Regions from separate parts of the Mus musculus genome. Here region 2 is linked to region 1. Evidence: chromatin loops called from intact Hi-C (ENCODE). Cell type or tissue: heart. All regions are shown on one strand. Each heading gives the region's core, and the rest is flanking DNA. Links, peaks and the distances in the headings are about the cores only.

Region 1 (5,377 bases), core at 138-5,137:
GGCTCTCACAGTGTGAGCCTGCACAGCGCTCAGGCAGAGATACTTACTTCGGCTTTCGTTTCTGGCCAGTTTGCTGGGATACGTCTTGGTTGTCGGTACGTATGGCTCTGGAGGCGGCAAGTCAGAAATCGGATGGAAGTAGAATCTGCTTTCCCACTCATCTGTGGGAGAAACAAACAGAACCTCAGTGCAGGGAATCCGCTGGGAGGACATGGAGGAGAGAGAGAGACAGACAGACAGATAGACAGACAGAGGGAGAGACAGAGGTGCACAGAAACCAGTTCCAATTTTGTGGCTGGAAGTGCACAGAGAAGCCACAGGGAGATTCATGTGCCCGGCTGCCTCAGTGACCTCGATCCTCAGGTCTCGCTGGGGGCTAAGATACAGGGCATTTTAACTCCACCATTTATTTTTTTCATTTTATTTTAATTTTATGTGTATGGGTATTTGGGCTGCATGGATGCCTGTACATCAAAAGGTTTTGGAAATCAAACTCAGGTCCTCTGGAAGAACAGGTAGGTGAGTCTAACTGGGACCTTTCTTGTTTTTTTTTTTTTGTTGTTGTTGTTTTTTTGTTTTTCAAGACAGGGTTTCTCTGTGTAGCCCTGGCTGTCCTGGAATTCACTGTGTAAACCAGGCTGGCCTCGAACTCAGAAATCAACCTTTCTGATAACATGACAGAGGGAAGCAACTGGGCCTTACTCACAGATGTTCAGAAATGTAGATCATAAGATGGTTAATTTGCAAATACCAAAAAATTTACAAAATCTCTGATGAATTAAGTTAACCACACTGAAACTCAAACAAGGAACTAACTAGGAAAAAAAAAAGAGCCACCCTTTTGGAAAGTGGGAGGAATCTTGCTAGGACATCATGGTGAGCCCTAAAATGGAATGTTCTGTGCAGGGTGGATAACAATGATGGAACGAGAGACATCACTTGAAATAAACGAACGTCACTCGCCTTCACACGATGAGTCTTGGAAGCCATTTCGAACTGATGTGGAGGGTGGGGGTGGGGGCGGCGCCCCAGCACCAGGCCTGTCAGGAGGAAGAGGAGGCCTAGGCCCACTTCTGGGACTGTCCATTCCACTCCTGGATGGCAACTGAGGGGTGGCAGGCAGGGCCCGAGCTGTGCTTCCATTTCTGTTTATTGGAGGTGGTGGTGGGAGGGGGCCTGGAGCAAAAGACAAGACATCTGGTGAAGCATTGGTCATCATCACTGTGCAAGGTGGAGTTCCTGCTGACTACACGCCCTTGGGCTAGGGAAAAGGAGAAAAGGTGGACACGGATAGAAACATGAAGGGGATGTGTAAAGTCAGTGCATGTAATAGCAGCTAACGGGCTGTCTGGCTTCAAGTAACCACTGAGGCTGGGGACTAAACAGTGAAATTAGAAACAGATAACTATTTATATTGAGAACCATGTCATTGAAAAAGCATTTTACCCTGTTAAGGACTTACTGAACTAATTATTGCGATACCACAAAAGAATTGTTTAAAAGGAGTGAGATACTTATAAAGTTAGTTTAGGCCTTTAGAAAAATTAAGATTTCTAGATTTTAAAAAATTTAAAACCAGGCAGTGGTGGTGCGTGCCTTTAATTCCAGCACTTGGGAGGCAGAGGCAAGGCAGATTTCTGAGGCCAGCCTGGTCTACAGAGTTCCAGAACAGCCAGGGCTACACAGAGAAACCCTGTCTCAAAACCAATACACACACATATATAATAAAATAAAAATGTAAATTATTTGTGCGTATATGTGTGCACACACTATGTCACACATATGGAGTTCAGAGAGCAGCTTTAGAAAGTTTACTTTTGCCTTACATCTTCACCTGGATTCCAGGGGTCAAACTCAGGTCGTCAGGCATGGGCCACAAATATCCTTACTGGCTGAGCCCATTGCCTTGCTGGCTCCAGTACTAAGTTTTTACATGTACAGTATTTTCCTCTGTGTGTGTGTGTGGTTGTATGTATGTGTGAGTGTTGGTTGTGTTTATGTGTGTGTGGTGTGTGTGTAGTATGTGTGTGGGTGGGTGGGTAGAGAGGCACAGGAAATGAGAAACCACTGATCTTACTCTCCCATTACAGACAGTAGGTGGTGGGTCCGGCTCCTGGGTATGCTCTTGGCAGTGGAGCGTGGGTCCCTGTCTACCAAGAATAAGGTAGTTGTCACCTTGGTCACAACAGTGCCAGGAGCAATAACTGAAAAGGCAAACTAAAAGTATTACATACAATCCAGCACTCCAGAGGCAGAGAGAGGTGGATCTCTATGAGTTTAAGGCTAGCCTGGTCTACAAATTGAGTTCCAGGCTAACCAGGGTTACATGTGAGGGCCTGTCTCAAAAATACTTAGATATAAAATAAAGATATATGTGTGTGTGTGTGTGTGTGTGTGTGTGTGTGTGTGTATACATATACATATACATATATATATATGTATGTGTGTGTGTGTGTGTATTACCAACACATTTGAAACCACTTTCTAAATAAGATGTACGTTTCCTCCTGAGCCTGGGGCTCCCGCAGCTCTCTGAGCCGAGCTACAGGCTTTTGTCCAGGTATTTGTTTCCACTGCTAGAAGTGCTCCTGACCTCTGAACATGCCACCTCTCCAGCTCGCCTGCACTGTGGGCAGAGATGTAGACTCAGCCTGGCCTAGGGAGAGGGAAAGAGTTCATTCCGGTTGTGATGTAACTGCTTTGTCTTTGGCATTATGGGCACTCTCATGGGGACTTACTTCCAACCAAGACAACCCAGCTTCCCATTAGGGAGCAGGGCCCGGTGGAAGATGAAAGTCTGCTTGCCTCTTAGACACAAACTATCTGGCCCCTTTCTTGAGAGGTCACGGCTCCACCATGACATTAGACCATCGGTATGGGGCAGCATACATGGCTTTACTCAGTTTTGTTTGAGACATTTGGGAGAGCAAGAGCAGGGTTTTAGAGAGGTGACATCCCCGCGTTGCCATACCTGATCTGCCTGGTGGATCCCTTACAGGAGGAGGGGGCCTCTCGCTGGGTGGGGGAGGGAGAGGCCCTGAGCGTCCAGGTGAAGGCAATGGAGGTGCAGAGGACGTGAGGGACAGGTTCCGCTGTGGCAGCCTGGGGATCTCGTCGTTGGAAGCTGGAGGCAGAGGAGGGGGCCCTGGCCGGCTGGGCGGTGGAGGAGGAGGTGGTGCCTGCGAACCCAACCCAGGCCGCGGGGTGGAAGGCACTGGAGGTTTGCTGGTCTGTGAGGGGGGAGGGGGCACCGCTTCTCTGTGCATGGAGGGCCTGTTGCCCACGGGAGGAGGTGGTGGAGGGGGCTTGTCATCCAAGGCTCGGCTTGGGGTGGGGGGCAAAGGGGGCCTAGGAAACGGAGAGGAGGAGCCGGAGGGGTTCTGGCGCGCAGAGCCTGCTCCAAAAGCAGCACCTCGGTTCCCGGGAAAGGGGGGCCTGGGGGCTCCCAGCCCTGCTGGGGATCCCCGGTTGTGCAGACTCGACGGAACAGGTCTTGGCGTATTTGGTACCGGAGGGGGAAGGCTATCTGGTTTTGAGCCCACGTCAGGCCTCGGGGGAGGCATTCTGTTCCTGGGTGGCTCTGGGGGCCCACTCCTGTGGCCTGGGGAGGGTGCGGGAAACCTCCCCGGGCCACTCGGGGGTGAAAAGGGCTTGGCAGATGTGGCTCTTCCTCCCGGTGGCAAAATCGGTGGTCGGCTTCCTCCAGAATCTAAAGAACAAGAAAGCGGATACGGATTGAAAAGTGAGGAGCCCCCCAAAACCCAGAGGGCAAGGGTGCGTGCTGGCCCTTTCCCACTGAGCACTGATTACCAGTAACTAGTAGCTTTATAATAAAACAAATTGTTTGATATGTTGGTGTCCATCTCCTGGAGGCGGAGATATAGCTCTATTTATCAGGCACTGGTTTTACAGCCAGAGTTTCAAAAGCATGCAATACCGCATCACCTGCTATAGTTCTGGAAATGTCGCTGTGACTAGAAGACAGAACAGGGCAGCATGGAGAACCTTCTGCTTCTGCTAATGGCTGTCATGGATCTCCCTGAGCCCACTGCTCAGATTTGGGGGAAAAAAATGTTCAGTCAGCCATCTTAGGTGTGTGAATGGAGTTACTCCAAAGAAAGTCTCTCTCTGTGTGTGAGGGTTTATCTAGTCCCTTTGAGAAAAAAAAAAAAAAGTTCAATAAATGTGGGTGGGGTGGAGTGGGAAGGATTTAGTGAAGAATTATGACTACATTAAAAATAATTAGAAAGGAAAACTTTGTATGAGTAAGAACTTCATTGCAAAGTAGGCAAGCGTCTTCTCAGGACTAGGCCAACCCTCAGTATTGGGAAGATGTAACAACTCTGTAACACTTGCTGAAACAAGTGTAGTGGAATTTGGTCACACTAAACTATGGTTTAAGGAGGGACTAAGTGGGGGAGAGAGGAGGGGCTCTCAACAGCCTCTCCCCAAATTGGAAACCCAAGTTAATTCTTTTTTTTAACATTCATTTATTTTTATTTTATGATTATGGGTGTTTTGCCTTCATGCACCAGATGTTTTACAGTGCCCTTGCAGGCCAGAAGAGGGTGTTGGATCCTCTGGGGTTAGAGTTACAGAGAACTGTCAGCTGCTATGTGGTGCTGGGACTCAAGGCCAGGTCCTCTGAGAGAGCAGCCGCTGCTCTCAACACCTGAGCTGCCTCTCCAGTCCCACAAGGTCATTCTTGAAAAAAATGGTTACCATGGAAACATCTTCCACTTTAACCAGGAATTAAGTAACACACAAATATTTACCGCACACCCATTTTCCTAGATGTTAGAAACAGCTGGATGAGCAAAATAAAAACAGTTCTCTTTCCTGTCTTTTCTGTTCTTATGGGAAACAAATGATATGCAAGTGAAGAAGCCTTGTCTAATAGTTGTTAGCACAGAAAGGAAGCTGACCGATCAAGAGTGCTCAGAGGGGCCAGGCCTGGTGGGGGAGCTGCAGACAGTGGTGCCCCTGAGGAGAGGTTGTGAGTGGAGGCCTAACAAGTAGCCAGCGTTGGGAAGACGAGGCAGTGCACACTTCAGGTAGAGGGAGTAGGTGGTATAATCCTGCCCACTGGCTTACGCTATGTCTTCCAAATTCACATAGAAGCTGAAGTTACCATCCACCTTAAAACAGCACAGGCCCCGAGCACTGACTTCAAAGCCTTCTTCATTTTCCTTTTGTTTAATTTTTCCGTCTTTGTTAAAAGCACCGAGTGCATGCATCTGTCAGCCGCCTGGCATCCTTTTGTGTGTTTCAGGGGAATAATTTTATATTTGAACACAAGACTGGCAAGTTAGGACCTACAGCCAGCCACCTGAGGACCAGTGACTTCCCCTTTGGATAAGAGTGAGACTTTCATCCC
Region 2 (5,377 bases), core at 245-5,244, 55 kb after region 1:
GGAGAAAGATGTCCAATAGATACAAGGGTGCCTCTGGATGGGGAGAACAAGTTCAAAGTCATCAAGCACAGCCAGTAACTGTGGCTAACAACAATTAATTGTGTGTTCCTAAAGCAGAAAGCAATAGAAAGAATTTTCCTTGTTCAAAACACAAAGGAGAAATGTATGATAGATGCGCCAGCTACCCTGACCCCAGCATTTCAATTATGTACACATGGTAAACTATTAGACTGTAGTTATAGATATGTTGTATTTCATGTGTTATAAGCAAAAATGTTTTAAATTTTCATACACACAAAAAAAAATACCAACAAAGTTTCAACACTTTTCTGTTTCTACATGTGGATAACTCATGTCTAATTCTCTCTCTCTCTCTCTCTCTCTCTCTCTCTCTCTCTCTCTCTCTCTCTCTCTCTTGGTCAGCTGAACAAAAGTTTTTAAAATTGTATTTAATCATTTCCTACAAATACCTTGTATCTCTTTAGCTAAATCAAAAGTAATCCTGATGTCACTCAAAGACTCTCTTGTATACCTTTTGTTCATCAATCCAATTCTGAAAAGATTTCGTTAACTCCTAATATGATTATGAGAAAGCGTATTTGTATTTTTACGTTTCAGTTATATCTCATGTGTTTCACTACTTTAGTTGCACTAACAGATTTTGCTTCATTTAATTAAGTGATAAGACAGTCATACTCATGTTCACTGTGGATAAGTCTTCTTGGATTTACACTCTTGTGTTTCTATAGCTTTGCTTAAGGTTTTTATATTTAATAATAAAGTTTCCATTCCTCCATTTGTTTTGTTAGTTGGCATTTTACCAGCTGCTGCCGAATTGCTGTGCAATGTTAACTGACACACAATCCTGAAGATAGCAAACAGCCAGCAAGTGTTTTGCTCTTCCCATGCTGGGAGTTGAACACAGGGCTCAGTCATGGTAGACAAGTGCTTTACCACTGAATTACATCTCCATCATCTGTTTAATGTCTCTGAGACCCAATGGTTTTATTAGAACTTAATCTGCTCACATTTGTTTCCATTTTTAGTATACATATTATTATATTTTTTTGTTTCCCCTTTTTCTTAATTTTTTGCTGACTGAACATGCTTTTTATTATTATAATATCCTCTAATCTTGACCGTGAATACGTGCATTCAATTTTAATGGTTTAGAAATCCTACCTATACATTTCTCTAGATATTAAATGCAAGTGGCCTTTCTGAGTCAGTGATAGAGCACTGTCAGCAGGACCCTGGTAGCGGTAAAGTCGCCGTTTACAGGAAATATAGCTTCATGTTAGTAACAATAATGGCAGAGCTAAGGGTGACATTACAGAGCACTTGAAACTGTTCTCTTTGGAGGTATATGAGGGATAGGATAGAGTCTTGCTATGAAGCCCAGACTGGGCTCAAATTTGCAATCCTCCGGTCTCAGCTTTCTGAAGACTGGAGTGCCACTACACCAGGCTCTAGAAATGCTATCAGAGGGCAGAGGGCAGACTGCAAGCTCCCCACTGACTTCCTCCCTTCCTGTATGGAGGGTAAACTATAGTTCTAACCAATAGTGTGGAGTAGAGGCATCCAGGAAACCAAAGCTGGGACACAGCCAAGACCATCCTGGGGGGGGGGGGGGGGAATGTCAAACTTTAGGCTCTGAGGCCCACAGACACTAGGACAACCTGCTACAGGATCTACAGGAGAGAAGTTGCCCAAGGTGTTTCTGACTACCTCACGCCTCATTACTAGAGTGACCAGCTAAGGTATCTGCTCTAGAATGAGGCAGGATCACAGGAATGCTAACACATCCTCTAAAGAGCTAAGGAATTCAACTGAGAAAAGCAGCCAGAAGTCTGACTTTCCTAATGGACAGCTAAGAAGTCAGAGGACTTGGACCCTGTAAACTTCTCATTTCTGAAAATGAAGTAGTTGTCAATCTTTTAAACATTGGTATGACTAGGGGTGGGAGGAAGGAATTCTGGCCACAAAATGCATGTGTTGGTTGTACAGCAGTGTGTGTATGTGTGTGTGTGTGTGTGTGCACATTTTACATTTACAATGTATGCATTTGAGTAACATTTAAATTCCATACTTAATTTTTCACAGACTGGAGCGACAGTAAAGAAGGAAGAGGGATAGAGATCTAGGAACAATCGAAATAACTTCCAGGAACTCCGATTTACTGCTCAGAAACTGGTTAGGTAGGACTGCCAAGAATCGATAGACTGCTAGATAACAGTGCTTTTGTTTAAGCATAAGTAGATCAATTTTAATTATTCAGGTTTATCGTCCCAAATGGAGAGAGCCACCTTTCAAGAATTAAAGGGATTTCCCCCAAACCAGTAAATAAGTGGTGGACCTAGGATTTGATACCAAAGCTTCTGACAGCATCCAGTGTCACTTCCTGTGCACGTGCAAACAGTCCTCTTGCTGTTCAGGCTCCGAGAGAGGAGAGCCAGAGTCCGTCCATGCACATTGCCCTGGGTTGTCTAGGAAAAAGCGTCCCACTGAAGTCAGCTTGTCCAGACAGACAGAGAGCAACTGCTTCCCTCAGAAACTGTGGGGGGATTTTTGGGGCATTACATCATGTAAAGGCTTTCCCCTTCCCACTCATTCGAAAAGACTACATGCACGGAATCTGTGAGCCCTTGGAGCAGTTAAAGGGAAGTTGAAAGGTTGACAAAGTTCTCCTGATGGTGCCCCACACAGTGGAACGTTGTTTGTGTGGTTGCAATGTAATGGAAGCTGGAATTATCAGGCTTTGGACCATCTGCTCCCAAAGTCAGAGCCCTCCCTCCCTCCCTAGCTGGCTCACTATCTGGCATGCCACAGGGCCTGACGCCATACACCAAGTTGGCTTCTTTCAACCTTACGGAACTGGATTGCAAATAACCAAGCTGTTTGTTCATCTTTATGGCTAATCAAGATAGAAGGGAAATGAGGAGTTTCTTTGTTCATAAAAAGAATGGCTAGGGACACAGAAAAGCCATGCTGCTACACAGGTCTCCTCCAGGGGGGGCCCTAGAGCTGAGAGGATGAAGGACACATGCCCCATCCCTAACCCAGATACTAGCTCCAAATGATAATGACTAGCAAATTGAAAATTAGAATTTAGTGTTCTCCAAAGGAGTCTCACTGGGGACACAAACTGTTCCTCAGGGTAGGGCATGCCCAGGAGTAAATGCCAACAGAAAGCAAGCTCAAGGGAGTCTTTGTTGGGTCACTGCCTCACAATGTTGGGTCAGGCTTTTTTCCTTGTCTTTTTCTTTTTGTTTTTTTTTTATATATGTATTTTTTTATTCTCTCTTTTTTACCTTACAGGTCTTTTGCATACATAGCATCACAGTATTATGGAATTCCCGAGAATGAGAATGTGTGTCTCTTTTTCTTGTGTCTTCCTTGGGCTTTTTTTCTTTCTTTCTTTCTTTTTTTTTTCTATTTTGTTCTATCCCAATGTGTAGATTTTTTTATTCCTATTTTATCATTATCCCATAGAAGCCTGTGTATTTGCTAATGAGAGACAGAAAGGGGGTGGATCCTGATGGGAGGGAGGTGGGGAGGAGCTAGGAGGAGCAGAGGAAGGGAGAACCATAATCAGGAGATATATATGTATATGTATATGTATGTATGTGTATATATATATATATATATATATATATATATATATACACGTGAAAAAAAAAAACAAAACTATTTTCAATAAAAGAAAAAAACCCTGAAAGATAAAATAATATTTAGAAAGTCCCTATTTTAAAAGTGAATTATGAAAACACGAGTGTTCTCAAAATGATAATTATGTAATTATTAGGAATAAAAATAATTGTTAGTCATAAAAAAAAATTCCTGTTGTCACCCAGGATGAGGTTAAGAATCACAGTAAATACAGGATTCCAGAAGCAGGCAGGACAGTTCTAAGAACCATGATGCCTGTGTTCATACGCTACTCAGTGTGTGTGTGTGTGTGTGTGTGTATGCATGTGTGTGTATGTATTGTGTATTTGTGTGTATGTGTGTGTACGCATGTGTATATATGTTTATATGTATGTGTGTGTGTGTAAGCTGGAAATTAACATCAGCTCTCTTCTTCAATTTCTCCCTCTCTCCCCACCCCCTGTTCCCTCTCCCCACCCCCCCTCTCCCGCTCCCGCTCCCCACCTGAAGTGGGGTTTCTCACTGACCAGAGCTCACAGGTTCTGCTGAACTGGTTGCCCAGCAAGCCTCAGGAATGCCCCTCCGACCTCCACTTGGATTACATCCATCTACCAGGGCATGGATTATAAGCACATCACTTTAGACCACTTTTTATGTGGGCCCTGAAGGTTAAACTCAGATCCTCACACTTGGATGGCAAGAACTCCTACCACTTTGCCCCTGTCCTTTCTTGTAGACTGAAGGCGTGCCATTCTTGATAAGTAGAGAATTTTAGGCTCAGGAAGTTCTAGATTAGCAAAACAACTGGTCAAGCAAGGGACTTCACTTCTGAGGTGCTCTGCATGCAGACGACAAAGGCTATTTGGGAATCAGGAGGAATGAAGTTTAGATCATTCTAGGAAGCCTCAATTAGAGCTCCACAAAACAGCTATGAGCCTGCAGGTGGTACTGCAGCACTTATTACAACATTGCCATGATAAATAGGCAAGAAAAGCACCATTGTTAATGGGAAGCCATGTGCTTGGGAGAATTAAAACCATACTTAGAATCAGCCCTGGGCTCTGAGGGAAGAACAGGTACCCTCACTGAACTTCGGGGAAGTGTGTGTATTATAAACACTTACTTAGTGCCTTTTGGAGAAACCTGGATTAAAGAGATGTGTTCTTTAAGGCTCCTGGTATTAAAGTGGGTGTTCTCTGATGGAGACTCCAGGGAGAATCTGGTCGTGGGAAGCCCCAGATTTATGCAGGGTATAATTAGAGTGGGGGTCATATCCAGCTGAGTAACAGCAAACCCAACCTGATGTGTTTATCCTATTTTTTTTTTCCTGGACTCTGATTTTGATTTTGAAGTGGCTGCAGACAGCCTAAATTACATGCTCTGCAAAGGAAGTAAATTTACAGAACACAAACATCTGTCAAGAGTTTATTAATTAGTAATAGTCATAATGAACGAGGAACACCATACTTTGTATATCAACATCTATTATTTTCTTTGCCTTCAATCAGCTCTTGGAAATAAAGTTGGTACTCTGGGCAATGCCTAAAATTTACTAAATTACTGTTGTATATACCTCAATGACATACTTAGGTACTAAACACAACATAATACCCGCCAATTAACTTCCAAGGACAAATTTATATACAGAAATAACCAACCACCTTTGTTTAATAACATGAAGTGTGTTTATTGAGACGTGTCTCCTGAACATTTTGGACAGACTTCACTT

What was found. Peaks named below come from ENCODE experiments on the same cell type or tissue, not always from the same donor. Only the 100,000 strongest peaks of a DNase experiment are listed, where the experiment ranks them.
Region 2: it touches region 1 in a loop (2.0-fold over the local background); 3 of 42 quality-filtered maps call a loop at or near these places.

Annotation. Positions count from the first base shown.
Region 1 is chr2:73,433,983-73,439,359 of GRCm38, forward strand. It overlaps Wipf1 (WAS/WASL interacting protein family, member 1), which reads right to left. Exons shown (of 8, transcript NM_153138.4): 5 at 2,972-3,709; 6 at 964-1,176; 7 at 48-161. Among named protein-coding and RNA genes, the nearest start is that of Gm13707, 50 kb to the left of the region's middle. In heart, for the core only: no CTCF peak of the experiment used is centred there; a DNase peak (open chromatin) is centred at 3,189; H3K4me3 peaks cover 338 bases; H3K27ac peaks cover 930 bases.
Region 2 is chr2:73,489,134-73,494,510 of GRCm38, forward strand. The region is part of intron 1 of Wipf1 (WAS/WASL interacting protein family, member 1); the gene reads right to left. Among named protein-coding and RNA genes, the nearest start is that of Wipf1, 38 kb to the right of the region's middle. In heart, for the core only: a CTCF peak has its summit at 3,006; DNase peaks (open chromatin) are centred at 2,494 and 2,998; H3K27ac peaks cover 1,384 bases.